Linked DNA regions of Homo sapiens: all the other regions are linked to region 3. Evidence: read pairs that join two places in POLR2A ChIA-PET (ENCODE). Cell type or tissue: CD4-positive, alpha-beta T cell. All regions are shown on one strand. Each heading gives the region's core, and the rest is flanking DNA. Links, peaks and the distances in the headings are about the cores only. Region 1 has its middle 99 kb from the start of SPP2. Region 2 has its middle 61 kb from the start of LINC01891. Region 3 overlaps LINC01891 (long intergenic non-protein coding RNA 1891).

The links. ChIA-PET counts read pairs that join two places held together with the same protein. Peaks named below come from ENCODE experiments on the same cell type or tissue, not always from the same donor. Only the 100,000 strongest peaks of a DNase experiment are listed, where the experiment ranks them.
Region 1: POLR2A ChIA-PET joins it to region 3 with 6 read pairs; 2 of 35 experiments call an interaction of 5 or more read pairs at or near these places.
Region 2: POLR2A ChIA-PET joins it to region 3 with 5 read pairs; 8 of 35 experiments call an interaction of 5 or more read pairs at or near these places.

What each region holds. Positions count from the first base shown.
Region 1 is chr2:234,144,852-234,155,106 of GRCh38, reverse strand. No RefSeq gene overlaps it. Among named protein-coding and RNA genes, the nearest start is that of SPP2, 99 kb to the right of the region's middle. In CD4-positive, alpha-beta T cell, for the core only: no CTCF peak of the experiment used is centred there; a DNase peak (open chromatin) is centred at 7,396.
Region 2 is chr2:234,388,491-234,398,745 of GRCh38, reverse strand. No RefSeq gene overlaps it. Among named protein-coding and RNA genes, the nearest start is that of LINC01891, 61 kb to the left of the region's middle. In CD4-positive, alpha-beta T cell, for the core only: a CTCF peak has its summit at 5,595; a DNase peak (open chromatin) is centred at 5,175; H3K4me3 peaks cover 302 bases; H3K27ac peaks cover 2,644 bases.
Region 3 is chr2:234,442,231-234,452,485 of GRCh38, reverse strand. It overlaps LINC01891 (long intergenic non-protein coding RNA 1891), which reads left to right. Exons shown (of 3, transcript NR_146988.1): 2 at 2,088-2,368; 3 at 7,751-7,896. Among named protein-coding and RNA genes, the nearest start is that of LINC01891, 7.2 kb to the left of the region's middle. RefSeq lists an enhancer at 6,060-6,109. In CD4-positive, alpha-beta T cell, for the core only: no CTCF peak of the experiment used is centred there; DNase peaks (open chromatin) are centred at 1,485, 5,865 and 7,275; H3K4me3 peaks cover 695 bases; H3K27ac peaks cover 5,291 bases.

The sequences.
Region 1 (10,255 bases), core at 850-8,849, 300 kb after region 3:
ATAACCTGGCTCTGGTGGAGGGTGGTGACATCAAGGAGTGCTGCAAAGGCCACCATCATTGGCCATGGCCAAAGGAACCAGCACTGGAAAAAGGGAGAATATCCTCCTGGGAAGATGGGGCTCCACTCGCCCCACAGCAGTCCACCCCAGGCTTCCAGAGGAAGCAAGAAAATGATGTTCTTTCATTATAATCCTTCACTCTGAAAAAAAGATAAACAATTTTTCAAAAAAAAAAAAAAAACCTACTGAGTTTGAAAACCCAAAATCTTAGGGTGAAGGCTCAGATCAGCCATGGAGTTTCATCTTTAGCAACCTTAGGATTCCCAGTGGAGACTATGGCCACTGTACAATGTATACATCCAATGGCTGTAGGAGCTTCCATCTGATATAAACCTGCTCAAAGGAAAGACAGGCATTTGAAATTGCTTGAATTTTCTCAGTGAGTATGTGCACTTTAATTTACCCTTAATTGTTTTGTGTTTGGCAAAAGGAAGCCATTAAGGAGAGTCAACAAACATCAAATCTTTTAAAATGTTTACCTGCCTGGGCAACATATGGAGACCCTGTCTCTACAAAAAGATTTTAAAAGTTAGCTGGGTGTGGAGGTACATGCCTGTAGTCCTAGTTATTTGAGAGGCTGAGGTGGGAGCATTGCCTGAGCCCAGAGGTTAAGGCTGCAGTGAGCAGTGATCGTGCCACTGCACTCCAGCCTGAGTGACAGAATGAGATTCTGTCTCAAAAAAAAAATACTAAACAAAACAAAAACACCTTTAAAAATGTTTAAATATCAAAGCAAGGATGAGTAAAATGAATTGTAATACAATTAGGCATAAAACAAGATTAATTAAATACAATTTACATAAATATATGGTAATCTAAGCTAACTAAAAGGGAAGAGGAGATTCTCTTTATTCAGCCATAAAATTATCAATGAAGATTCATGAGCATCTGTTGAGATGTTCAATATTAAGCCAGATACACAAATTGAAAATATTATATCTTGTAGTTACAGGGAGGAGGATTCCAAACTGAGATGTTGAAAATCCTGAGATAATACAATCATTACTTTCTTACTAAAGAAAATGAGTAATATGGCTTGGCTGTGCCCCCACCTAAATCTCATCTTGAATTGTAGCTCCCATAATTCCCACATGTTGTGGGTGGGACCCAGTGGGAGATAATTGAATCATGGGGACAGTTTCCCCCATACTGTTCTCATGGCAGTGAATAATTCTCACAAGATCTGATTTTTTTTTTAAGGGGAAAAACCTTTCGCTTGGCTCTCATTCTCTTCTCTTGTCTGCCACCATATGAGACATGTCTTTTGCCTTCTTCCATGATTGTGAAGCCTCGCCAGCCACATGGAACTGTGAATCCATTAAACCTCTTTCTTCTGTAAATTGCCCAGTCTCAGGTATGTCTTTATCAGCAGCATGAAAACGGACTAATACAGTAAATTGGTACCAGTAGAGTGTACTGCTGATGAAAAGATACCTGAAAATGTGGAAGAGACCTTGTAACTGGGTAACAGGCAGAGGTTGGAACAGTTTGGAGTGCTCAGAAGAAGACAGGAAAATGTGGGAAACTTTGGAACTCCCTAGAGACTTGTTGAATGGTTTTGACCAAACTGCTAATAATGATATGGACAATGAAATCCAGGCTGAGGTGGTTTCAGAGGGAGATGAGGAACTTGTTGGGAACTGGAACAAAGGTGACTCTTGTTATGTTTTAGCAAAGAGACTGGCAGCCTTTTGTCCCTGCCCTAGAGATTTGTGGAACTTTGAACTCAAGAGAGATGATTTAGGGTATCAGACAGAATAAATTTCTAAGCAGCAAAGCATTCAAGAGGTGACTTGGGTGCTGATAAAGGCATTCAGTTTTAAAAGAGAAACAGAGCATAAAAGTTTGGAAAATTTGCAGCCTGACAGTGTGATGAAAAGAAACACCCATTTTCTGAGGAGAAATTCAAGCCAGCTGCAGAAATTTGCATAAATAACAAGGAGCCAACTGTTAATCACCAAGACAATGGGGAAAATGTCTCCAGGGCATGCCAGAGACCTTTGTGGCAGCCTTCCCATCACAGGCCCTGAGGCCTAGGAGGAAAAAATAGTTTCCTGAGCCACGCCCAGGTCCCTCTGCTGTGTGCAGTCTAGGGATTTGGTGCCCTATGTTTCAGCGGCTCCAGCCATGACTAAAAGGGGCCAAAGTACAGCTTGGGCCATGGCTTCAGAGGGTCCAAGCCCCAAGCCTTGGCAACTTCCACATGGTGTGGAGCTTGTGAGTGCACAGGAGTCAAAAATTAGGGTTTGGGAACCTCCGCCTAGATTTCAGAGGATGTATGGAAATGCTTGGATCTCCAGAGAGAAGTTTGCTGCAGGGGTGGGGCCCTCATGGAGAACCTCTACTAGGGCAGTGTGGAAGGGAAATATGGGGTTGGAGTCCCCACACATCTACTGGGGCACTGCCTAGTGGAGCTATGAGAAGAGGGCCACCATCCTCCAGACCCCAGAATGGTAGATCCACTGACAGCTTGCACCATGAGCCTGGAAAAGCTGCTGACACTCAAAACCAGCTTGTGAAAGCAGGCAGGAGGGAGGCTGTACCCTACAAAGCCACAGGGGCAGAGCTGCCCAAGACCATGGGAACCCACCCCTTGCATCAGCATGACCTGCTTGTGAGACATGGAGTCAAAGGAGATCATTTTGGAATTTGAAGATTTGACTGCCCCGCTGGATTTCAGAATTGCATGGGGCCTGTAGCCCCTTTGTTTTGGCCAATTTCTCTCATTTGGAATGGCTGTATTTACCCAATGTCTGTACCCCCATTATATCTGGGAAGTAACTAACTTGCTTTTGATTTTACAGGCTAAATAGGCAGAAGGGACTTGCCTTGTCTCAGATGAGACTTTGGACTGTGGACATTTCAGTTAATGCTGAAATGAGTTAAGACTTTGGGGGACTGTTGGGAAGGCATAATTATGTGAAGACATGAGATTTGGGAGGGTCTAGGGGCAGAATAATATGGTTTGGCTGTGTCCCCACCCAAATCTCATCTTGAATTGTAGCTCCCATAATCCCCTTGTGTTGTAGGAAAGAACTAGTGGAAGATAATTGAATCCAGGGGGCAGTTCCCCCTTACTGTTCTCATGGTAGTGAATAAGTCTCACAAGATCTGATGGTTTTTTAAGAGGAAACTCCTTTCACTTGGCTCTCATTCTCTTCTCTTGTTGTCACCATGTGAGACATTCCTTTTGCCTTCCACCATGATTGTGAGGCCTCCCAAGCCACATGAAACTGTAAGTCCATTAAACCTCTTTGTTTTGTAAATTGCTCAGTCTCAGGTATGTCTCTATCAGCAGCATGAAAATGGACCAATATAATGAGATTTTTCAAATATGTGGAAATGTAATCAGTTCATGGATAGCTGCCATGAAGTCCCTTTTATAATCCAGGGGTAAGGTAAGAGGACTGTTTTGCAGGTAATATTAGTATATCTCTCAAATGTAATCAAGGAAACCAGTGTACTTCTAAAATTCACCAAAAAAAAAAAAAAGAGGCTTCACTGAAATTGACCATGGAAGAATTGATCATTGATGAATACATATAGACAGATAGATAGATGTAGATATAGACACATATATAGACACACATAATACACACACACACACACACACACACACAGATATATATATCTGTGTGTGTGTGTGTGTATATATATACATATATCCATGTATGTGATGCAAAAATAAAGTCATAATTGAATCTGTTAGAAAATTTTTGCCACAAAGTAACATGATTCAGATGAGAGGCATAAAAATGAATGGGTAGAAGAAATCCTGTTTCTGATGGCCACTAATAGTCTGGTCTCAAACTGACTCAACCGAGGAACAAAGGCTCGTTAAACTCATCATAACAGGCAAAACTGTATGTCCTATACCAAAATCTACAAAGTAGGCATTCAACAAACATTTGCTATTATTAACAAACGTTAGCTATTATTAACAAACGTTAGCTATTATTAACGAATGTTAGCTATTATTAACGAACGTTAGCTGTTATTAACAATTATGTTTTAAAAGCGCTCATCAGCTCCTGTCGTGCAGCTTATGCTCACTGACATCTACTTGGTGACTCCATTTCTTAGGTTCTTTGCCATCTGGAGGGAATACAGCCATGGACATGCTAGTGGTTAGAAAGGTTAATGCCAATATTTCCAGTCCCTTTCCTTCCAGGCACTGTTTTTCCCTGCTCCCTGGAGATTTGATGTGGCTGCATGCTTTGTTTTGGCCCATGAGCTGTGAGTGGAGGTGGCTGTGTTACTTCAGGGGAGAATGTAAGTAGCAGCGGGAGACCCTCCAGCATGCCCTCTCTCCCTCTGTCATCAATCATAACAACATGGTTGATGTGGAGGTGCAACACCAAGCCATTGCTTGGAGGACAGCTGCCCCAGCCTGCTGTGGCCTTTGCATCAATGAGAACGAAAGCTTTGTTGCTTTGAGCCCCTGAGTTAGAGCTATCATGGTGGCATAGCCAGGCCTATCCTGATCGATACAAACTCTAACAGTAACCAAATTTTAACTCGGATTGTAATTCGATCTCTTCTAAGTGTAGTTAATATAAATAGGTTTCCCAAGGCCTTATAAATTTTTGGAGCAGTTGAGAACATGAAATGTCTAAATCTTCCAAGCCAAAAAAGAGGTCCTGAAACTGCAGAGACCCTGCTGGGGTACAAATTGCAGGAAGAATCAGCCTTGTCTTGTCAACATTCCCCAAATGGAGGATCAGGACGGGGCTGCGGACCTCAGCTCAGGAAAAGTTCTTCACCACAAATAGAGGGAACCAAACATTCCCTCTGTCCAGAGCAACTATGCACAATGCAAAGCAGTGTCAATCCAGCCCCAGGCTGCGTGCTCTGGGCAGAACTTGACCTCAAATCAGAAAACGGTTAAAGTCTCCATCATCCATGATAGCTGTGACATAGCCCACAAAGTACCATAAACTCAGTGTGTGTGTGTGTGTGTGTGTGTGTGTGTGTGTACGATCCTGTGCACTAATTTTTATGCAGCCTGAAGTCTGAAAACCACAGGAAGGAAACATGGGAACTTTTATATGCACATGTCTGGTTCTTAACTCATTTTGTCCCTAGGAAATAATCACATCTCCAGCAGTAGACCTGGGCTCTTTGAAAAGCTGTAGCAAAGGACTGTGCCACCTCTTCTCATCCCTCCATGTCAGTATTGCCTGCAGTGGTCTCAGGACTACCTTTCCCTCCTGGGCTTCTGATAACTGCTGTCATAAACCCAAGAGTGGAGCTGTATGTTACATGGAGATAAGAATCTAAGTCCATTCATAACTGACATGCACAGATATAACTGCAGGACAACTGTTGGGTTATTTGCCAATCTCTCACTCTGTACTGTCTTAGTCCATTTTCTGTTGCTGTAATAATATCATAGACTAAGCAATATGTAAAGAGCAGAAGTTCATTTGGCTCAGTTTTGGAGGCTGGGAAGTCCAAGAGCATGGCTCCAGAATCTGGTAAGGCCCTCTCTGCTGTGTCATAACATGATTGAGGGCATTGCATGGTGAGAGGGCAAGAGCATTCCAGCTCAGGCCTCTCTCTTCTTATAAAGCCACCAGTCCCACCATGTGGATCACACCCTGATACCCTTATCGAATCCTAATTACTTGCCAAAGGTGTCAACTTCAAATACCATCTACATATGAATTTATGGATTAAGTTCCCAACACATGAAATTTGAGGGATGTATTCAAAGCACAGCATGTACCATGGCCCTGAATGAGAAGAGGAGTATTTGGCCTTATTTTTGGCCTGAATTTTCTTCCTTCTTGGAGTTGATCCTGTCAGCCCCATAAATCTGTTTCTGTGCAATGTGTTGGCCCACAGATGATGCTCATCTATCTTAGCCCATGACACACAGTTTCTTCTTTTATTAGAATATACTAATTGCAAAAAGACTTTGCCTGAAATCTCTTTCAACAGCCCCAAGGCTTTACCTGCGTTCTTAATGAGGTAGGACTTTCCTTCAACTACAATAAACTCTGTATATTGGGGATGCTGAGAAGGTCTAACTGACGTAGCAGAAAAGAATACTGTCCTAAATAAACCACTGGAAGGCCCTCTGTGCAGAAATGATTCTGGCTCCTCTGAGCCATTGAAAAGAGGCTGTTTTCCACTGCAAGTGAAGTTCATGACCAGTGCATTCTGCCAGACCAAAGCCAGACAAGGTCTGCCACCTATCTGCTTTGGAAATCAGCCTCAAGGTGTAAGAAAATGTTTTTCTGTTTTTGGCCAGCTAGTCCATTTCCATTTTAAATTTCTCCACTCCTGCAAAACAGCATGGAAGCCCCAAATGAGCATGTTGAGGAAGGAAAGGAGACTTGTCCCTGACTTGTACCCAGTATGCTGGAGCTCAGACTCAGCAGGGAGCAGGCTTTTCTTTATTTCCCTTCATTTTATATTGTTTTCACTTCTCAGGATGCCACCCTGGGACCCCAGGGAAGTCATACAGCTTGGACAGCAAAGAGAGAACAGCTCCTCAAGTTGTGGGGAGAATTGGATGAGACTGCACTGTATTGGGAGTTTGAGTAAAGGCTCTAACGTAGTCTACTGCTTGTTTGAAGAAAAGGAGATACTCAGAAGGTAAGAGAATGCCACTACTAAATGTCCTTGAGTAGGAGTCAGCTCTTCTCCTCCCATGTCTTGTCCTCCCAACGCTACATACCTGGGAAGGAATCCCAGAAACTTGGACAAGTGAGGTTCAGAGTTGGCCTCAGCACAGCTAGGTCAGCTCCTGCCTCCTCAGAAGGACGGGAGGAAACGCATTCAGATCTCTTTCCTCTGTGAACTTGCCCTTGTGAGGGGTCAGCTGTGGAATAAGCTCCCTTGGGGTAGAGTCTTCATGGCTGAGAACCTCCTGAAGAGGCTACTCTGAAACCTAGAGGGAGAGAAAGAGGAAGACCCTGGAACTGCATTGGGAGTAAATTATAGAACTATGAAACACCATCATCACGTAACTCAAGGAAGATGGGCTTGAGTTCAGTGCTGGGGAAGCCATGGGGCTAATTTTCAGATTAAGTTTATCTAAAAATTGCTTAGTTTAATGATTAATCTGACAGCTGAGATGCACTTCAGCTTCCAGAGAGAGAATAAACAGCCTTATTCTAAACAAATATTCCTCACACTTGATTGTCCAGACTTGATCATGAAGGGCAGACTCCACCCTCTTGCTGATCACTCTATAATTAAACTTTCTGTGCCCATCAGGGCAGAAACACTGTGAAAAGCATTTTGAAGAGTAAGATGATTCTAACCTGACTTGTCTGAAAAGCGATGTCAGGAGTTATGACTTCCTGTGCCTTTGATCTCCTTATCTGAGTCTATTATCTAAGGGTGCCAATTAACATTTACAGTTTGTGGTTAGATGCCTTGGAAATGCTTCACTGAGTGTCTCCAGGAGCCCATGTCAATTATTTACTGGTCTTAATAAGTTTCTCTTCAGCATTTTGGTCCTTAGGGGTCAATGCCAACTCGGAGCCCCTGGGTCTGGATTACACCACTTGTTCCCACAGAACTAAACTTGGAAGAAGGAATCATGAATGCTTTGACAGTCATTCCCTAAGACCTGTGCTTCACCTAGTTTGTTTGATAAATGAACCTGCAGCACAATTCCCTCATGCCTTCCCCAGGCATGGGTGAAAATTGTTCCCCGTTTATTCATGGCAGTAGCTCCACAAGCATTCTCACTGGTGAGGCACTGCATCCTCTAGTCACAGTCAGCCCCCAGCAGGACGGAGTCCGAGCTCCTGCAGGATTTGTTTTTTTTTTTTAGATGGAGTCTCACTCTGTCACCCAGGCTGGGGTGCAGTGGCGCCATCTCAGCTCACTGCAACCTCTGTCTCCGGGGTTCAAGCAATTCTCCTGCCTCAGCCTCCCAAGTAGCTGGGATTACAGGCATGCACCACTACACCCAGCTAATTTTTTTGTATTTTTAGTAGAGACAGGGGTTTCACCATGCTGGCCAGGCTGGTCTTGAACTCCTGACCTCGTGATCTGCCCTCCTCAGCCTCCCAAAGTGCTGGGATTACAGGTGTGAGCCACTGTACTTGGCCTAGGAAAATTTTTAAAGACATGCCAGAGCATGAAAAAGCAGCTTTATAAATAACAATTATGCTGCTTGATATTTTATAAGTGCATTCTCTCCTATGATTCCTTTCTTCCCCCAGTGGTTCTATGAAACAATCAGTACAGCCCTTAGAGACCCATTGAGGAAACTCACTGCTCATTCTCCCTGGTAAAGGTGAAGATAAATGACCCCATGTGAGCCCAGGCTAACATTTGGGGCCATCTGGTGGCTCCATCCCACAGGCAGCATGATCCTTACTCTTCCTTCAACATTGACTTTCTGGATGACCTTTGCTGACCTTGGGGCAGCACACACTCGTGAATGTTAGAAAGTCTCCCTCGGTGTCTGTGAATATGATTAATGTCTGCAGCACTCTCTGAACACACACAGCTTCCTGTTAATGAGAAGCAGAAATGGGAGACAGGATGTGGTCTTCCCTATCCTGAGTCAAATTCCGGGCCCTAGTCATTTGGCCCGTTCCTGCTACTCTCTTGTCAGAGACCAGGACATGGAAAACACATTGATAGTTTCATTTTATAAGTTCAGCACAGGGCCTAGCACAGCACTTTGCAGTTTAGTAGCAAATAATTCTATGTTTACTGAATGAATCCAGTGTATAAATTTTTAAAATTGATGGCCTGGTAAATAGTTAGACCTTTATTTATTTATTTATTTATTTATTTATTTATTTATTTATTTTTTGAGATGAATCTCACTCTGTCGGCCAGGCTAGAGTGCAGTGGCGTGATCTGGGCTCACTGCAACCTCTGCCTCCCGGGTTCAAGCGATTCTCCTGCCTCAGCCTCCTGAGTAGCTGAAATTACAGGTGTGCACCACCATGCCCAGCTAGTTTTTGTATTTTTAGTAAAGACAGGGTTTCACCATGTTGGTCAGGCTGGTCTTGAACTCCTGACCTCATGATCCACCTGCCTCAGCCTCCCAAAGATCTGGGATTATAGGCGTGAGCCACCATGCCCAGCCAATAGTTAGACCTCTTAAGAAGAAAGTTAAATAAGAATTGTTATAACATGTTTTATTGATTCTATATGTTTTTGAGTTTCAGTCAACAGTGGGTTTGACAGGAGAAGATGGAGCTCCTGCTAGTAAATGCAGTAGAACCCTTGCTATCATTGGCTTAACCATTCTGAATTTCCACAGACTGCCAAGACACTTTCTCATTCCATTCTCCTCCATGCAGAAAATCAACCTAATCTACTGTCACCAGGACCACACTGTAACTGCCCAGCAAGTTCTCTTCCCCACTGCCCAGATGGAACCAATTTATCAAGACAGGGGAATTGGACTACAGAAATAGTTTAATTCACATAGAGCCAGCTAAATGGGAGACCAGAGTTTTATTATTACTCAAATCAGCCTCCCCCAGAATTTGGAGGGTAGGGTTTTTCAAAAATAGTTCGGCGGGCATGGGGCTGAGGAATAGGTGCTACTGATTAGTTGGGCATGCAATCATAGGGGTGTGGAAAATGGTCCTCATGCACTAAGTCCACTTCTGGGTGAGGACCACAGTACCAGTTAAGTCAAGAGTCATGGATCCAAGTGGTGCCATCCAACCCTCAAAAGTGCAAAACCTGAAAAGACATCTCAAAAGACCAATCTTGGGTTATACAATAGTAATGTAATTTACAGGAGTAATAGGGAAAGTTGTAAATCTTATGACCTCTGGAATAATGGCTAGTAATTGTTTAACTATGCCTACATCTTAGTGGAATTCAGGCCCCTCTCATTCTCCCAACCTAGTGACTTTTCATTAGTGTTACAGAGGCAGTTGAGTTTTAGGAAGGACTACTGTCATTTGAACTATAAATTACTCCCAAAGTTAGCTTGGCCCATGCTTAGGAATGACCAAGGGCAGTTTGGAGGTTAAAGGCAAGATGGAGTTGGTCAGATCAGATTTCTTTCAGTGTCATAATTTTCTCAATGTTATAATTTTTGCAATGGCAGTTTCAATACTATGATTTTTGTGAGTCCTTTTGCCTTTGTGGGTCCCTCTCATAATAATAGATTTTTGTAGACCCTGATATGGGCTAAATTGTGTTTCCCAAAATTTCATATGTTGAAGCCCTAATCTCCAGTACTTCAGAATGTGAC
Region 2 (10,255 bases), core at 992-8,991, 53 kb after region 3:
CCCCACCACAGGAGTAAGAGCACCCAGAGTGGAAGGATGAGGGTGGGAATGGAGACTGAGCAGACAACACTTAGGAAATGAGACAGGGCTGGTCTGGCCACGGATTCCACAGGGAGCAGCCATAGAGAGAGAGCAGAAACTCCGGAAGTGAGTGGTGAACCAATGTGCTCAGATTTCTTGGGAATGGTCTGATTTAACATATTGTGCCTCTCTTCCTTTAAACCATTAAAACTCTCAGATGTTTTGATGCTTCAGAATACAAACTCCATTTGCCAGACCCACGTTTAACATTAAGAAATAGCATTGGCCGGGCGTGGTGGCTCATGTCTGTAATCCCAGCACTTTGGGAGGCCGAGGCGGGCGGATCACGAGGTCAAGAGATCGAGACCATCCTGGCCAACATGGTGAAACCCCACCCCATCTCTACTAAAAATACAAAAATTGGCCGGGCATGGTAGTGCACGCCTGTAGTCACAGCTACTCAGGAGGCTGAGAGAGGAGAATCACTTGAACCCAGGAGGCGGAGGTTGAAGTGAGCCGAGATCACGCCACTGCACTCCAGCCTGGTGACAGAGTGAGGCTCCGTCTCAACAACAACAACAACAAGAAATAGCATTGCAGCTTTTGTCATTTATTTAGAAAAACACTGAGTTTGCTCTAACTGAATTGGGAAATACCCATATCCAATAACACGCAGATTCTTAGGGAACATTAGCAAATCCTCTGAGTTTTTAAGACATCAACAGTGGATGGGTATGCTTACATAGCAAGACTCAGGGAAGGCCTGTGCTGCTCCCAACTCCTGGGGCCCCCGCTTGCCAAATAAATATAAGTCATCCAACATCTCCTGCTGCCGACCGTGAGCTTGACGCTGCATCCCACAGTGGACTGAGATGGGGAAGATGGGCCTCTGCCACCTTGGAGCTCTCAGGATGGTCAGATCCCCTGAGAGTAACGGAGAGCACAGACCCTTGGAGATGGCGAAGCCCTCACCATTCCCTCTCTGACCCTGCATCCACTCACAAAGTTCATCCGATTCAGGGGCAACCAGAGCTTCGTGCCCTGCCGCTCTCTGCTCCCACCTAAGAGATTGAGCATCCATCCTGTAAAGCTCACTGCAGGTTTTCCTTGAGCAAGGGGTCAGCCAGTGGGGATTATTTTGGGGATTCTGGGAAGGTTCCTGCCTTGAAATGTTCTCCTTCATGGTGCTATGCTGCTTAAACCCTCTTTTGAGTAAATGCTGCTCTCCACAGCAATGTTTTTCAAAAAGTGAGTACCAAGCCCAGTGCGGTGGCTCACACCTGTGAGTTTGAGACCAGCCTGGGCCACATCACAAGACCTCGTCTGTAAAAAAATTAGCCTGGCATAGTGGCGTGTGCCTGTAGTTCCAGTTACTTGGGAGGCTGAGGCAGGAGGATCACTTAAGCCCAGGAGTTCAAGAGTGCAGTGAGCTGTGATCGCACCACCGCACTCAAGCCTGGGCGACAGAGTGAGACCCCATCTCTGAAAAAGAAAAAACAAAAAGCAAGTGCTGATGGAGAGAGTTTTAGGACAGATTTCTGCATATTTACCTTATATATTTATATATTTGTATATTTTCCTTACACTCCCTTAGGATACTTTTCTATATATGCCTAGGAATGGAAGTGCTAGTAGACCAGCCTGAGAGCGGATTAGTTAACTAAACTATATCTTAGATAATAGAAAATAAATTTGTATTGCCCAGTAAGTTATAATGAAGGAAATGAAATACTGAAGGTCCATGTACCCATCCCAGCTCCAACCTAGTGTGCTGATCCTGGCCATCAGAGAGGACATGACTTTCCCATTTGCTGGTGGAACAAATCACCACAAATGTAATGAGCTGAGAGCTTGTCGCCAAGGGGTTCTGCCGTGCAGTGAGCTGGAGCTCTGTGGCAGGGTGTGCAAGCAGCCCACGGTGCTGGCTCGTGTTGGTGGCATTCTGAGCGTGGGGAAAGCATGTGTTAACAATGCACCATAACATGTTCCATTAGTTATGTGTGTATGTGTGTTTCGAGGTAAATATTTCGGAGTTAAAAACCATTTTAGCAAATTATGCTAAAATGATGAGCATGTGTGAGGTAGCATTCCACAGTGTTTCCAGTTACTTCTGAACAACTCTTCTGTTTTATTTGAATGTTTTACTAAGGAGGTATTTTCTTCTGCAGCCACATATCACGAACACAGTAGCTTTCTACAGTTTACATGCAGCCAGTATGGAGTGGAGTTTGGCCTTAAACTCAGGCAGTTTGGCTCCAGAAACTATGCGTTTAATTCTGTCCCTATTCTGATAGAGTCAAGGTCTCACTTACTGCAGAGGACAGAGCTGTCAGGGTGTAGGGAGATCACACTGAGAAGCACCAGTCTTGGGTGTTTCCAGCACCTGGTGTGGTAAAGCGATCCCTGGCTGCACAGCTGTGGTCATTAAGATGTTCTGGAAATGGCAGGCTCAGCCCAACGCATTAGCCCTTCTCACCAGCAGCAGGACAGGGACTACAGAGGGGTCCGCCTCCTCCAGCTGTCAGTTCACATGTCAGGTCTGGAGGCCATGATCTGACCCTCTGTGCTTGGCGTGAGGCTGGGTGACAGCCAGCCCACCAGGCTGCAACCTTCTCCTGCCCTGGCATTTCAGATGGGTTCTTATGCCCAGAATTGTGTCTCTGCCCTTTTGAGGCCCTGAAGGTAATCAGGCTCTCTGCACACACAGGCGGTTTGCACAGGCCTGGCACCCTGTGGTGCACGTCAGCCCATCTCTCACAGCACAGCTGCTCCACTTACCCTGGCTGGGGGCCAGCTCAGAATCCCAAACACTACCACCTGTCTCTCATTGAGTCCAGCTACTTCCTAAACCTCCTCCCGCCTGATTAGATCCCTTTGCTCATGCTGCAAGAGGTGGTAGGTGACCCTCTTCCCCCAGCATTGTCAGAAAAGCTGCTTCCTTTCTCCTGGGACCAAGGGAGCTGCCTCCTCATCCTCCAAACCAGGCTTGTCTTTCCCCAAATCCCAAACACGTGCAAAACTTACTGGATCCAGTGGAGGAAGCGCCTCCACCTCAACCCCAGAGATCAGCGTGCCAAGGAGGGAGTGACTACCCTGTAGGGACTGCTCCATCAATGGGAAAGCCAGCATCAACTTCTAATGAACCAGACAATGGATGCCAACCTGCTGGAGGGCCGAAGGGGCCAAACTTGCACAATCTGCAATGTTATCGGCTGCTCCTGGGAACACCAGGCACAGTCCTTCCATCTCCAGGTTCCAGTTCTTCATTCCTCAAGAGTCCTTCTGGAGAGCTTCCATGAAGAAGTGGGGAGCGGTTCCCAGCTTGTGGTAGCGAAATATCTTTCACTGACAGATGGTTCCCTAACTGGAAAGGAGAAGCCTCTGGATAGAATGTTGGAAGGGCCACTGAAGGAGAAAGAAGTTAGCACAAAGAGCATTCCCTCTACCCCAAAGGCTGGGCTCGGGGGCTCACACCTATAATCCCAGCACTTTGGGAGGCTGAGGCAGATGGATCACATGAGGTCAGGAGTTCGAGACCAGCTGACCAACAGGGTGAAACCCAGGTCTCTACTAAAAAAAAAAAAAAAAAATTAGCCAGGCATGGTGGTGCACAGCTGTGGTCCCACTTACTTGGGAGGCTGAGGCATGAGAATCACTTGAACCTGGGAGACGGAGGTTGTAGTGAGCTGAGATCGCACCATTGTACTCCAGCCTGGGCAACAGAGCAAGACTCTGTCTCAAAAAAAAAAAAAAAAAGAGCATTTCTTCCACCCCAAAAAATCAATGGATGACATAGGAGACCCTGACCCAACGCAAGCCCTATCATGCCTCCTGGGCCATAGTTAAGCTGTGTGAGAAGACAAGGGTCTTTCTAAGTTACTTCTACTTGTAATAAACACTGGATGTATTTATTCCGTGAAAGAAACTGTGCCTCACTGGCAAGATGTAACACAGGATACAAAATCATGTCTCTACCACTCGTTGTGTGCTAAGCCACCGCTACCTGTACTCATGCTCCCCACTCTGTCCTTAAGACCACAAAATTTGAAATGAACATATTTATATGCAGATGTTGAGGCACGAAGCAGCAGGATGCCTGGGTTCCTGCATGGTGTGACATTAGAAATGTGACCTTCATATTCAGTGTCTTGTGAACTGCATACTGTTAAGATAGAATTTTAGAGTTGGCTCACACTGAGCAATGCCAGAAATAAACTCCCTCCCATCTTCCATTTCACTTTAAATTTTTACCTCCAAAATTAAGGGAAAGCAAAAAAGGAACTGCAGTGATATCATGTTGTGATGGTTAAACATACTAGAAATTACAGAAGTGCAAGAAGATAATTTTTCAAGATTTTAAATCTACAAACTTTAGTGATAATTTTGTTAGGTAAGATCATGGAAATGTAAGAAAATGTCTGCATCTTTGCAAGAGGCATGCTAAAGTATTTAGGTGTAAAGTATCATGATGCCTGACTTTAAAATACTTCAGCTGAAACGAAAGATTTTTAAAAGTGGCAAAATGTCAACAATTGTTAAACCAAGACTTACAGGTGATGAGTATACTAGTCTCTCTACTTTTCTGCATATCTGAAAAATTCTCAGGGAAAGGCAGGAAAAAGCAGTTCTTCGTTTTAAGAGCAGATTTTTGGGAGGAGGGCAGGCATTGGTCTTGTTTTTCTTCCTCTGATTACTAAATCATACGGTTTATTATAAACGTTAGATTAGACTGAAAAACCACAGATAGGAAGATTAAAGTCATCTATCATGTTAACACTCAGAGACAACTCAGGAGTGACCACTGTCAATATTCAAATGCATTTCCTTCCATGCATATTACAAACTGTTGAGACCTGCACCGTATAAAGATGAAACATATGAATTTGCCAATATTTGACCATCTTAACTGACAAAACAGAAATTCATGCAATTCTTCTCTCTCTGTTGCCCTTTCACCATGGGATGTTGCAGAAAGAAGGCCCTTGCCAGATGCTGGCACCTCGATCTTGGACTTTCCAGCCTCCAGAACTATGAGCCAGTAAAGTTCTATTCATTATAAATTACCCAGTCTCGGCTATTCTGATACAGCATCATAAAACAGACTGAAACAGGGGGTTATCTAGATTCATAATATACCAGCAGGAACACAGGGGTGTGGCACATTTCCTGAGCAGGCTTTGCAGATCATGAGCAGAAGGTAAATGCTGCAGGTTCCCTTGTATGTGCCACATTGGGGTAGACTGAATAATGGCCCCCAGAGATATCTATGTCCTATTCCTAGAACCTCTGAATGTTACCTTACGTGACAAAAGAGACTTTGCAGATGTGACTAATTAAGTTCAGGAATTTTTGATGGGAAGATTATCTGGGTAGGTCCTAAATGTATTCACACGTGACCTTGTAAGAGGGAGGAAGAGGGAAATTTGACACAGAAGAAGTGGGAAATAGGATGCTGAAGCAAGATGTTACCCTGCTGGCTTTGAAGCTGGAAGAAGGGGCTGTGAGCCAAGGAATGTGAGGGGCACAGCTCTAGAACCTGGAGAAGACAAGAAAATTATTCTCCCCTAAAGCCTCCAGAGGGAGTGCAGCCTCGCTGACACCTTGGTCTTGGCCTAATGAAACTGATTTTAGATTCTGACCTCTTCCAGAACTACAGAAGAATAAGTGTATTTTTAAAAATTTTTAACTTTTAAAATTATTTTGTTATATTATTTATTAATTTGAGACAGGGTCTTGTGCTGTCTCCCAGGCTGGAGTGCAGTGCTGTGATCATAGCTCACTGCAGCCCTGACTTCCTGAGCTTAAGTAATCCTTCTGCCTCAGTCTCCTGAGCAGCTGGGTTTACAAGTGTGCACCAGCAGGTCTATTAATTTTTGTTTGTTTTTTTTTTTGAAACCGATTCTCGCTCTGTTGCCCAGACTGGAGTGCACTGGTGCGACCTCGGGTCACTGCAACCTCCACCTCCAGGGCTCAAGCAATTCTCCCGCCTCAGCCTCATGAGTAGGTGGGATTACAGGCACATGCCACCAAGCCTGGCTGATTTTTGTATTTTTAGTAGAGATGGAGTTTCACCATGTTGGCCAGGTTGGTCTCGAACTCCTGACCTCAGGTGATCCACCCATCTCAACCCCACAAAGTGCTGGGATTGCAGGCACGAGTCACTGTGCCTGGCCTGTATTTTTTACAGAGATGAGGGTCTCACTATATTGCCAGGCTTGATCTTGAACTCCTGGCCCCAAGTGATCCTCCTGACTCAGCATCCCAAAGTGCTGGGTGTGAGCCATCACTTCCTGCTGTGTGTGATTTTAAGCCATCAGATTTGTGGTAATTTGTCAGCTCATCCATAGGAAACTAACACACACAGCAAACACTGAAGCTCCTTCTTTCAATCCGAATTAGAAGTCTGGGATTTCTGTGTGTGTGCAACCACTACCAGTTTTCTAGACACTCTTCAGAAGCAAAATATTGTGGGAGGGCAACGCAAGTGAGAATGAGGAAGAGAATAACCTAGACCCAAAGCAGGCTTCCAAAGCTATGTGGGAGGCTGGGTTCCAGCTGATACACTACTTAAGAACAAAAGGATAAAAAAGAAAAAAAAAAGAAATTCATACAATGCAACCGAATCCATAAATATCCCATGCCACTAACACTGACCTTCAACCTAACTTTACTGGCTGCAGAATACTCAGGAGGTGAATATACTTTAGTTTTTTTTTACAAACATTTAACTATTTTGAAAGTTACTGGGCATTTGTATGACTCCTAAGTTTTTGCTCTATAATGATGTGATTTGCATTTTGGTGCATACATCAGTATTTGATTCTCAGATTATTTCTTTAGGTAGCTTCCCACAAGTGAAAGGTCATGAAGGTGTTTAAGGTTCCTGACGCATATTGCCAAATTATTTTTCAAAGATTCTGTTCTGCCCACGACAGGTAATGAAAGTGACTTTTGATACAGTCACAGCAGCATTAGAGACCCCTTTTATGAATACATTTACTAACACAATGGAAGAAAACGTGCATGCCAAGTTGTATTGATTTACTTTTCTTTGGTTTGGGGAAGATTTTCAATAGTTCTTTCTCTATCTCTTTGTGCATTATTTGCCCACGTGTCTCTGAGAGTTGTAATATTTTTTATCTTCCAGTATCAACATCTTTTCATGAAGTTTTCCCCTCTGATTATAACACTAGTACATTGTCACTGCAGAAAATGTAAAAGGTGTAAAAAATAAAGTTACTAAATCACTCCATAATCTCATCACGCAGACTTAACCACTGTTATTATTCTGGTATAATAATTTTCTTCATGATGTTTTTTGTTTTGCTTTTCTGAGGTACACATACACACACACTCACATGCACACACGGGTGCATACACATGTACACACATGCACACCCACCCACATACATGCAAACATACCACATACACAAACACTCATGAACAAAACACACATACATACACACACAGGCATACATGCACACACAGTTGAGTGTGTTGTACATAAATTCCTCCTTCCTTTTCTAGTTGCCATTGGTCTTAGTCTGCTTTGCACTGCTAGGATAGAACACCTAAGATCAGGTAACTTATAAAGAACAGAGGTTTATTTCTTACAGTTCTGGAGCTGAGAAGTTCAAGGTCAAGGTGGCTACCTTTGCTGAGGGCCTGCTTGCTGTATCATCCCATGGCAGCAGGCAGAAGGGCAAGAAAGGGCCAAGCCCACTTTCATAGCAAACCCACTCTCACAATAAAGACCTTAATCCATTCATAAAAGCAGAGCCCTCATGACCTAAACACCTCCTAAAGGCCTCACACTTCTCAACACTATTACACTGGGGATTAAGTTTCCAACACATGAACTTCGAGACACATTCAAACCGTAGTACCATTATATTATGGGAATTTTAACATGTCGTTAAATGTTCCTCATAAGCCTTTATACTCCAGCATGTCATCTTATACACGTAGAAAAATTTAATTTTCTTGTCATTGGATATTTTAATTGTTTTACATTGTTGTAATATTTAACAAGCCTATAATTAACATGTTTTTCTATAAGTACTTGGTGTAGATGAATAATATTAATCTTTTATCCCCATTTATTTGTGGTAAGCATTTTTCCAAGAGTTTTGATCTTTGGTTTTGGCTTCTTATCTTTTTTTTGCCTTTTGTCCCATTTTTTTCATTTTATTTTATTTTACTTATTTTTATTTATTAATTTTTTTTACTTTAAGTTCGGGATACACGCGCAGAACGTTCAGGTTTGTTACATAGGTATACATGTGCCATGGTGGTTTGCTGCACCTATCAACCAGTCATCTAGATTTTAAGCCCTGCATGCATTAGGTATTTGTCCTAATGCTCTCCCTCCCCTTGCCCCGCAACCCCTGACAGGCCCCGGTGTGTGACGTTCACTTCCCTGTGTTCATGTGTTCTCGTTGTTCAACTCCCACTTAGAGTCGAGAACATGCGGTATTTGGTTTTCTGTTCCTGTGTTAGTTTGCTAAGAATGATGGCTCCCACCTTCATCCATGTCCCTGCAAAGGACATGAACTCATTCTTTTGTGTGGCTGCATAGTATTCCATGGTGTATATGTGCCACATTTTATTTATCCAGTCTATCATTGATGGGCATTTGGCTTGGTTCCAAGTCTTTGCTATTGTAAATAGTGCTGCAATAAACAGATGTGTGCATGTGTCTTTATAGTAGAATGATTTACAATCCTTTGGGTAATGGGATTGCTGGGTCAAATGGTATTTTGGTTCTAGATCCTTGAGGAATTGCCACACTGTCTTCCACAATGGTTGGACTAATTTACACAACAGTGTAAAAGCATTCCTATTTCTCCACATCCTCGCCAGCATCTGTTGTTTCCAGACTTCTTAATGATTGCCATTCTAACTGGCGTGAGATGCTAACTCATTGTGGTTTTGATTTGCATTTCTCTAATGAGCAGTGATGATGAGCTTTTTTTCATATGTTTGTTGGCCGCATCAATGTCTTCTTTTGAGAAGTGTCTATACATATCCTTCAGCCACTTTTGGATTGGGTTGTTTTTTTCTTGTAAATTTGTTTAAGATACTTCTAGATTCTGGATATTAGACATTTGTCAGATGGACAGATTGCAAAATTTTCTCCCACTCTGTAGGTTGCCTGTTCACTCTGATGATAGTTTCTTTTGCTGTGCAGTTTAATTAGATCCCATTTGTCAATCTCGGCTTCTGTTGCAATTGTTTTTGGTGTTTTAGTCGTGAAGTCTTTGCCCATGTCTATGTCCTTAATGGTACTGCCTAAGTTTTCTTCTAGCCTAGGTTTTCTTCTAGCCTAAGTTTTCTTCTAGCCTAGGTTTTCTTCTAGCCTAAGTTTTCTTCTAGCCTAGGTTTTCTTCTAGCCTAAGTTTTCTTCTAGCCTAGGTTTTCTTCTAGCCTAGGTTTTCTTCTAGCCTAGGTTTTCTTCTAGCCTAAGTTTTCTTCTAGCCTAGGTTTTCTTCTAGCCTAAGTTTTCTTCTAGCCTAGGTTTTCTTCTAGCCTAGGTTTTCTTCTAGCCTAGGTTTTCTTCTAGCCTAGGTTTTCTTCTAGGGTTTTTATGGTTTTAGGTTTTACATTTAAGCCTTTAATCCAACTTGAGTTAATTTTTGTAGAAGGTGTAAGGAAGGGGTCCGGTTTCTGTTTTCTGCAGATGGCTAGCCAGTTTTCCCAGCACCATTTATTAAATAGGGAATCCTTTCCCCGTTGCTTGTTTTGTCAGGTTTGTCAAATATCAGATGGTTGTAGAAGCGTAGTGATATTTCTGAGGTCTCTGTTCTGTTCCGTTGGTCTATATATCTGTTTTGGCACCAGCACCATGCTCCATTTTTTAAATCCAAAAGAATTATGACTTATTTTTTTTCTGAGTGATTTCATTGCGTAATTCCGTTGCTTCCCTTCCAGACAGCAGATTCTTCCTCTGATATTTTCTCTGGCATTTGCATAACTTGGGCTTGTCTACATTTTAGCCTTTAATTGGCTGTGAACATATGATCGAAGGGTTTAGCTTAGTTTATTTTTTATACCTGGTATAGCAAGTGAAAACTAATACACCATCTTTCAAATTCTACCAACTGTTTCATCATTATTGCTAGTTTTCAGGCTGTGTGCAGTTTGAGTTTTTTATCTGGTTTGTTTTGGCTTCATAATCAGTTTAGTGGGCAGCCTAGGGAGGGTATCAGGGGCAACCTTCGCCTTGATCTTGTTG
Region 3 (10,255 bases), core at 1,326-9,325:
AAGAGGTAAGAAGAGAGTTCCAGTTACAGGTGCATCAATAAAGCCTACACACACACACACACTCTCTCTCTCTCTCTCTCTCACACACACACACAAAGATATTTGCTGATTCATGAATTGAAATAAGCAGCAGTTGACATTGAGTCTACAGCCAAAAAAAGAAAAAAAAGTAACAGTAAGACTTTGCAACTAGCTTTGCCAAAGGTAGAGAACATTCTGATTCTAGGTGATGGATCAGACCTGGTTCTAGGAGTAGAAAAATTCTTCAAGAAGAATAAGAGCGATTGATCCATTATGGGGGATTAAATGCCCTCTTGGGAACATTAAGCACTATATGTCGTGATTTTATAATCATCCCCCAAGCTTCCATCTGTAGTTCAACCTTTGAGTGAGCTCCAGCTGAAGGGTGGTTCAGTTCTCAGGCAAATACTATGAATCATAAGAGATAAGTTCACCCTCATCCTGGTGCAAATAGTTTTCTTATGAGTTAGGATTTGAGGAGCTAGCTTTCTCAGGGCCTGCTTATCCTTGTATTTTGGGTTTGATTTGTAAATCCTGAGATTATATTTTTCAAGCGATCCCTTTGGAATGAACACTTGGGTCCCCTGGAAGCTGAAAAGCATAGCACAAAACTCAACATCACTTAACAGGCTGTTTGGTTCTCAATCCCCACCTTCACTCTCCTCCCAGTTGTGTTTACCTGAAGAACAACAGAGCCCAGGAGGAGGCGGCAGCCAAAGACCTTTCTTCCAGGATTTTTATCAGGTCCCAGAAATGTTCTAGAAACCAAGGACACCCAAATCCATGCAAGGAAGCCAATTATGCTCAAGGAAAACCAGAACAAGACAGGGACCCTGCTCTACAGGCCATTAGCAGGTCACAGCAAATATCAAGACAATAGCATGAAGTGATTCAAGAATTTCAACTGGCCTTCCCTGCAAGCCCTTAACAGGGAAACCCAATATAGGGACCACCAGAGCTCTGCCCTCTTGCTGTTGACTGCACCATGTAAGAGCTAATTAGATTCTGCTTCCTCTGTGGTTGGTGTTATCTGTAAAGAATGAGCAGAACATTGGCGCTAGTGCCATTCAATCCATTATGAGTTCCACAGTTTGGCCATGAACAATGGTGGCTGAAATGGCATGCAGATGCAAAAAGCTAGGACCTGGAGGCCGAGGCAGCCCTGTGAGACTGGGTGCTGCTGGGCCATCCCTAAGAAAGGCCATGTGGAGAACCTTTCTGAGGAAAGAAAAGCTAGAAATCCGAAGGCCATTAGGTGCCCAAGTCTTAGATAATGTGAAGGCATGAACATGGGGTTGCAGATGATGGCGCCATCAAAGTAAACTAGTCAGCCTCTTGGGTGGCGTAGTGAAGCTTTAAGACATCATGCAGCCAACAGCAGGTGCCTGAGTGCAGTGTTTACAGGAAGAAAATCCATTCACCTATTTTATTCAGACTCCAAAGACGAGTCTATGTAATTAAGAGACTGAGAATTACACTAGGGACCTCCTATAGACATGTTTGTGAGAGGCTGCCCAAAGCCAATTAGCATAATAAATCAGACGTGCAGGAACAGTGAGCTCACATGTGTACATGTTTGTCAAAGAGGATCATGGTGGTCTTTCATCTTTCAATCCTATTCAGATCTTGGGCAAGTAAAAAGTCAACTAGAATTTTTTTTCTTAAATATACGTGTACATATGCATTAGAAAGGTAAAAATAAATCCTATAAAATGTACTTTTTATTCTCTCTCTTTCAAGAATTAAACTTACCACATATAAAAACAAGTTTTGGGCAGGGGGGTGTGGGTTGTATCTTTTTGGTTTTTGTTCTCAAAACCCAAGCAAACATCAGACTATGAAAAAGGAATTCAAACAGAGTTAGTTTCCATTCCTTCACCCACAGTGCACCAACTTTCTCCCCCAAGACTCACCTCTCTCTTAGCCAGGCACTGAAAAGACAAGAACTCTGCCTTCAGGTCTTCTCTGGGGATATGGGAAATGGCAGCAGAGCACCCTGGGCTCAGAAATCAGTCATGGCACCCGGCACCTGCGTGCCCTCACCAAATTCAACCTGTCCTCCCCAGCTCCATTGTCAGCCACTCTCCCTCCCACTGCCCTGAAGATGGAAATGTACCCAACCTTCAAGCCCCTGTCGGTCCAGCTCGCGAAGTTTCCGGCTGAAGATTCATTATCAGATGGATGAGATGTTCATCTCCACTTACACAGCCTACGGCTTGTGTGTGGAGAAAGATGTTGAGCCAACAAAATGATCTGCAACACAAAATTCTACTCTCCTCTTCACTCTTTATTGCTAAAGCACTTATTTCACTGGTTTCAAGCTGCTTTAAAAGGAGTGAATATGCAGGTAAGGAGATTGGACCGGGTTGGAGTGTCTGTCCCTGCAGCTGGGTCCTCCAGGCATGGACACATGTTTGTAAGATTAAAAAGACCATTGCAAGGCCAGGCATGGTGGCTCATGCCTGAAATCACAGCACTTTGGGAGGCTGAGACAAATGGATCGCTTGAGGTCAGGAGTTCAAGACCAGCCTGGCCAACATGGTGAAACCCCACCTCTACTAAAATACAATAATTAGCTGGGCATGGTGGCAGGTGCCCGTAATCCCAGCTACTTGAGAGGCTGAGACAGGAGAATCGCTTGAACCAGGAGACGGAGGTTGCAGTGAGCCGGGATCGCACCACTACACTCCAGCCTGGGCCACAGAGCAAGACTCTGTCTCAAAAAAAAAAAAAAAAAATGATGATGTTGCAGTTCCCAGATATGAGTCCGCAACATGCTCTTGCTATAACCCATTGGATTAAAAAGAGTCCTTCCCTTTGGACTGTGGGTCCAAAGCTTTGCCCCATTTTTCTCTTTCCATTGCTACTATTCAAATCCTGAATGGCAGTTTCTTGAGAGGTTAATTGGTAGTAGGCCAGCATTAAAAAAGTCAGAGGGGGCAGGAGTCCTGTGGTCATGGATTTCTGAAAAGCCATATTAACATATTAACAAAGTTAGATGCCTGTCTTTATTGCAGAGCTCGGGAGCCTTTTCTACGCTCAGGTCTTTTCAAATCCCCAGTGGAACTCTGCTGCGGTTTTTCTCAGTTTGACCTCAGCGCCTTTTGTTTCCTGTGGAATGTCATGGGATTAGCATTCCTGGCGGTACTTAGGGAGACATGTTTTCTAGCAGTCTGGGTCCCAGAAGGGCAAGTCAAGTAATCAATCAACAAGAAAGTACACAAATATGTTGCATGTCAAGTTATCATCAATTTTAAAATATTATTGATGACATTTTTAATCAGTTTATTTATTTGTACTAAACCTATTTCTACTTACAGAACTCCTCAATTCCCACTAGCCCCATTTCAAGTGCTCAGGAGCTCCATGGAGCTCCCTCGCAGCTCGATTGGACGTGCAGAGCTTGATGAAGCGGATAAAAGACACTCAGGTTTAGACCCTTGGAGGGAGAGAACACAGAGGGCTTTGTGACCTTTTAATGAGGCACAAAAACACCCCTGAGACTTTCCTTTTCCCACCCCTTCTCTATTAATCCTCTTCAACAACATGAATTTCCACAGTGAGTTGAGGGTTTACCCCTACCTGCCTCAAAGGAATTTTGAAAAGATTAAAAAAAAAAAAAAAGAAAGAAAGGAAAACAGAGCTTTGGCTCAGCACTCAGGACCCATCCGAGGTGGTCGCAATTAAAAACAAAAGCAGCCACTGTGATTGGTCTCACTTGTACCGTAGTAACATGTGATCTATTTCAGCAGCAGCCATAGCGTTTGTTTTGGAGACTTCAGTCAGAAAATAAACGTAACGCATGTGTGAAAAGAAAGAAGTGTGTGGAACTCGGAGAAAGTCTTATCTTCTGAACACGAGTGCCCGAGGACAGAAGCCCCCATCTTTTAACAAAGAAAAGTCCATTGTTCATCATTTTGTGAAATGTGAAAACTAACATGATAAACAATGATTCATTTTAATGGACTGAAAAATAACTTGCATAGACACTGGAGGCCAAGAAAAGAAAAAAAAAAAAAGAAAGAAAAGAAAAAGCATTATCCTTTTATCCATTTAAAGAAAAAAAAGCAAAATACATCCTATTATCAGCTCTCAATAGATGAACAGGCACTAAGCAGAAGCTTCGGGAAGGCTGCTGTTTCAGAAAAACTTAACAGGTTTTTGAAAAGAAGAATTCCAACCCCCTGAACTCCCACCCTCTTGTGCACACAACTGGAAGAATGGCACACCCAGATCTGATGGTGATAACTTTTATTTGCAAAGAGATGGGTTAGGAACGGCCAGCGGTTGGGGGCAGATTGGAGATGGGAGGAGAGCTCATCAAAGGGCTTCAGTTAGTTGTAGGTAAACAGGCCTTGTCCCCTGACACTGTTCTTTTCCTTGCAACCCATCAAAAGATGTATCTGAATGGTGACTGGACCCAGGGGTGCTGGGGCGAGGGTGTCAGGAAGCCGCTTTCAGGAATCAGCCATCCTACTGCTCTTCCTGTAAGGATTTCTGTTGCTCTTTAAATCAGTAAGTGGAGACTAGGGCATTCTAATGTTGCAAACATTAAACAGTCAAGCTACCACTTAAATTTTCTGCTGCAAAAGAAATTTCAACCACTGACTAGTTAAGGGGAAGGATCTCCCCTACCCTATAATTCCCATGGCTAAAACGCTTGACATTTCTTATTTCAGACTGGAAGATTCTGTAGGCTGTCCGATTTAGGTAAATGGCGCTGTCTTTGGCTTTCGTTATGATGCTCAGAAGTGAGAGCTGCTGCAGTTTGACCCCCTCTCCCTGGCTGTGGGCTTTGCTGTGACACAAGGTAAAGTGAGGAGTCAGTGCTGCCCTGGGACCCAGCCCAAGCATATGGCTACACTGTGGCTTAGTGTCCGGGGGCTGCTTTAACAAATGACCGCAAACTGGGTGTCTTCAAACAACAGAAGCTCTTCTCCTGGAGTTCTGAAGGCCAGAAGTCCAAAATCAAGGTGTGGGCAGGCTAGGTTCCTTCCAAAAGCTCTGGGAGAATGTTCCGGCTCTCTCCTGGCTTCTGGCAGTGCCAGGATTCCTTGGCTGTCTTTGGTTCCTAGATGCTGCACTCCAGTCTCTGTCTCCGTGGTCACATGGTATCCTCTCCGTGCCTCCCTGCGGCTTCATGTGGTCTTCTTATAAGGACACCAGTCACTGGATTTAGGACCCACCCTAAATCCAGGAGGACTTCATCTATGAGAATGGCATACACAAAGAGCCTATTTCCAAATAAGTTCACATTCTGAGGTTCTGGGTGGACAGGTATTTGTTAGGACACTATTTAGCCTAGTCCATCCTCATTCTTCTACTCCAAGATGAAATTTTCCTAAACTTCTAATAGCTATTTTTATCACTGCAGATTTTATTACCTTGACAAAAAAAAAACAAAAAAAACTCCGCTAAACTTTTCACTGCTTTTGAAAAGCATTGCCTGTGGCTCAGGGAGAAAGCTAGAAGAACATGAAGCAAGCAGCTGCATGACACGTCCACGGGACAGGCCTGGGCATGGAGCGAGGGCTCCAGAGACAGGAGGGAAGGGAGAGCTGACCTCGCCTGCCTTCGGTGGAAGGAGGAGGTGGGAGGCACACAGGGAGTGCCCGGGAGCCAGGTAGGCCTGGACTTGGATCCTGGGGGGTGTGAGGAGACCGAGGCAACCAGAAGGCGTCTCAGAGACAAGACCAAGGGCAAACTACGTGGAAGCTCTCAAGGCCATGTGCCGCCAGGAGCGTCACCTTCCCAGGAGCGTCACTAGACTCTGCTCTGCAGGGCTTTGGTTTAGTGCAGGGGCAGAGGGCTGGGTGGAGACAGGAAGCTTCAGAGCCACTCCACACCCACAAGGCCAGCCTCACTTCCTCACTCCTGACCCGTAGCTTGAGGCTGCCGGATCATCAGCCCTTCTGGGCCAGCAGTGTGTCTTGCTCTGCCTTTGCAGCTGCGTAAAGAGCGTGAGAAGCCACAGTAAATGGTAACTTAAACAGAAAGAGGAAGTCCCGGAAGATGGGCATGCTCTTTAAAGGAACATGAAGGAAGAGCCCACATAACCCCTGACAAAGACTCTCTCCTTGACCAAACTTTAGTCAGACTCCTCCAAGCCCTCAACCTTGGTCCCTGTCCTTGCTGGGCCTGCAAAGCTCAGTTTCAACAGGGATCCTGCTGTCAGTTTATTGAGAACCCTTGATCCTCGATATCAGATCACCCTGGCCTACCTTCAACAAGAATCCTTGTTGAAACCTGGATCAGTTTAGCAAGAAGCCCGACCCTGAAATCATCTTCATCTGGTGAAACCCCTCAACCTGCTGTAAATATCCCCTTGTTCTTTTTTTTTCTTAATTTTAATTTTATAATTTTTTTGGTAAGGAGTCTCACTCTGTGACTAGGCTGGAGTGCAATGGTCCAATCTTGGCTCACTGCAACTTCCACTTCTTAGGTTCAAGTGATTCTTCTGCCTCAGCCTCCCTAGTAGCTGGGACTACTACAAGCACCTGCCACCACCCCTGGCTAATTTTGTATTTTTGGTAGAGACGGTGTTTTGCCATGTTGGCCAGGCTGGTCTTGAACTCCTGACCTCAAGTGATCCGCCCGCCTCAGCCTCCCAAAGTGCTGGGATTACAGGTTTCAGCCACCATGTCTGGTGCCTTGTTCTTGTATTGGGAGTTGAGCCTGATCTCTCTGCCCTGTTGTGACACTGTGGACACCAATTGCAATTGTCCTGAATAAAGTCTTACCATTTTAGAAAGTATCGACCGGGCGCGGTGGCTCATGCCTGTAATCCCAGCACTCTGGAAGGCCAAGGTGGGCGGATCACCTGAGGTCAGAAGTTCAAGACCAGCCTGGCCATGGTGAAACCCCATCTCTACTAAAAATACAAAAAATTAGCCGGGCGTGGTGGTGCGCACCTGTAATCTCAGCTACTTGGGAGGCTGAGGAGGCAGGAGAATTGCTTGAACCTGGGAGGTGGAGGTTGCAGTGAGCCAGGATCATGCCATTGCACTCCAGCCTGGGCAACAAGGGCAAAACTCCGTCTTGAAAAAATAAAAAATAAAAAATAAAAGTATCAGAATAATTTTTTGTTTTACACCCTCCCCAGCCCCACCCCCTGTCAGGGAACATTTAAGTACAGAACTTAGAACTCCATACTAGACAAGCCTTCTCTTCCGTATAGAGAACTTCTGTCCTTGGCCACACTCTGGTGAGGTCTGTAAGTCCTGCCCCCGTTCCCGGACCCGCAGCCTTCTGTGGAAAGCCCCCACTCGTAGGTCGCCACAGCAGAAGCAATGGAGGAAGGAAGCCTGGCTGGCTGGTTCAGCACGTGGTCGACTGAGGTCTCATTTCCTTTTCATTTTCTTTCCAGTGCTCCTTTCAAAATCATATCTCTCTCCTTTAGAACACAACTTCTTTTTTTAACCCTAAGTCTAACGTGGAAAGAATTTGTTTAGTTTGCAGTGGTGCTGTGGCATGAACCTTCTGTGGGGTGATTCACATACCCCGGGCTGCTGACTTGCATGGGGCAGGGACAGGGAATGTTAGCTGGGGGAGCTTGCTTGCATGTTTTCATCGTAATGAGATGTAATAAAAAGGCAATATATCAGAATGTAAACTCTCAATATCAGTCTTTAATTCAGCAGTTTTTTTCTATAATAAAGTATATCCATGTTTGTTAACAGGAGGAGGTGGAAAAACATAAAGCACGTGCAAGTAAATGTTTAAATTACAGGTGAAACCACCTAGAGAAGCACTGCCCTAACATGCTTAAGGATGCTTGAGAAAGCCCTGAGCCTACAAAAAGGCGTAAGACCGTGGCAAGAATGAAGGAGTCAAGCAATGTGAAAAGCTCCTGAAGCCCAAGGTTCTCTTCCCCAGTTTTGAGTCATCTTAATATAGAGGACTGGGCTTGAGGACATTCCGTGAAATCTTGACTTACTGTGTTCTGTGTCTCAAAGCTCAATGTGAAGCAGATCTTACTTGCACTTCTAAAAGGAGGCATGTTGATGCAATGGAAAAAGATCTGATGCAGTAAGACTCAGAGCCCTAAGATTCTCTCTGTCACTAACTGCCACTACAAGCTTTTGTGAGGATGGAAAGGTCTTTGCAGGGTGCCTGTACACAGAAAGTGTCTCTGATAGGAAAGAACATGTTGTTGGAGCTTACCATTCTAGTGCAGCTTCCCTAACAGCAGCACCAGTGGGACCATCTGTCCAGATGCCCGGCCCTGTCCTTCTGAACATCCTAGATTCTTTGCACCCTCCAATCAATGTCCCATGAGTTGCTTTCCTGCTAAAGTTAGCCCAAGATGATTTCCCTTGCTTGCAACCTAAGAGTCTTGCCTTGGTCAGTTGCTGTATTTGCTCCCTGTGGCTGCTGTAACAAATCACCATCAACTTGGCAGCTAAAAAGCAACAAAACTTTCTTCTCTCACAGTCTGGAGGCCAAATATCCAAAATCAGTTTCACTGGGCCAAAATTAAGGTGTGGGTTGGGCAGGGCTCCCTCCTGATGATCTAGGGGAGAATGCATCCCTTGCTTCCTTCAGGTCCCGGGGGCTGCTGCATCCCTTGGCTTGTGACAACATCACTCCAATCTCTGCCTGTGTGGTCACGTCACCTTCTCCTCTCCAGTATGTGTTGACTCTCCTTCTGTCACTCTTTTATAAGGCCCTCTGTGATTACATTTAGGGAGTACCAGGCTAACTCAGGATAATCTCCCCATCTCAAAATCCTTAACCTAATCACACCTGCAAAGACCCATTTTCCATATAAGGTAACATTTATGGGACACAGGAGTTAGTACCTGGTATCTCTGGAGGTCGTTATTCAGCCTACTATAGTTGTCAGTTATGGAGTTTGCTTTTACAGCCTATATTTGCTGTGTTTTTTGATGATGACGCTTACAAGGCTCACTGTCTCAATATGGTGGGACCTGCAGGTACTAATGGCTATGACATCTGGACAGGAGACAAACAACAACAAGAATAAGTTTGCAGGAACCTGGAGCCACTGGCATCTGCTTGTTCTTCCTCGCCTTTTGCTGCTTATGGGTTGTTGCCTTGGCAGAGCCATGGCTAGAGGTTTAGAGTAACTCGTACACTTTTGACAAGAAAAGGTTTTGACCCTCATAGGGGAAAAAACCACAGCTCTTGTGTAGTTATTCCCATAGCTAATTTGAATACAATACGTCAAGAAACATGGCCCAAAACCTTTCCTATCAAAAGCATTTAGGTTATTATTCTTAAATGGTTTTGATGATTGTATATTTTACCGTGGAATCGTAACTATGCATTATTTAGATACATATTTCTGCTAAATTCCATTCTCTCTCTCCCTTAAAACTGTGAATGCATTTGGTGTTTAAGAACACATGCGTGCTCCTTAACCACAGGGGCATACGCTCAAGCCGCCCCAACAAACGCTGCTATTATTGAAATGGGTGCTCCAGAGTTAGAAAGTAGTTTTTATTTCTTCTAGGTGTTATGCAGACTTATGGTAATCATACCTTGTACTGTTAACCTTTGTATGTAATAGTAGCATTTGTTCCTATCTATTGAAACACTACTATGTCTGTGTAACATGCATTAAATAAAAATGGAATGTTGGTAATTTTCAGCTCCTTTACTTCCTGCCAGCTCTCCCTTTAGAAAGCTAACTGGAAGATAAATATATTTTTTTCCAGTGAAATATAGAATTTGTTTTTCAAAGAATGAAACAAAAGTAGGAGTTTATCGTTTTGTTTGAATTCAAATAATCTCTTAAATCTATGGGAGTAAATAGCAAATTTGAGGGCAGGGGGAGAGGGGAAGATACCATACAAATAGCTAAATTTATACCGAAAGTTCAATGGAAACAAAAACAGCATAGACACATGACAGGGGACGCCATCAGTGGACACAAAATTGGAGCTTTAGATAAGGGATATTTTTATTACATGTACACTCAATATACATGAGTTCACATGTATATTAGGCAGCCTTCTCCATCACAGCAGAGACTGCAGGCCCAGGAAACCTGATGGATTCATTCATAGGTTCACTCATTTGGTGATTTAGCTGATACTGAATGAGCACTGGTACAGAGCAGATACTAAAGGTAACAGGGTGAGCAAATAGGGTCTGTGTCTTCACTGGGAGGCATCCTTGTGAAGGAAACAGATATTAAGACCTTTCAGGTTCTTCTAATTGTATCCTAAGAGCAAAGAGGTGTCTCGGAGGGTATTGAAAGTGGTGAAGT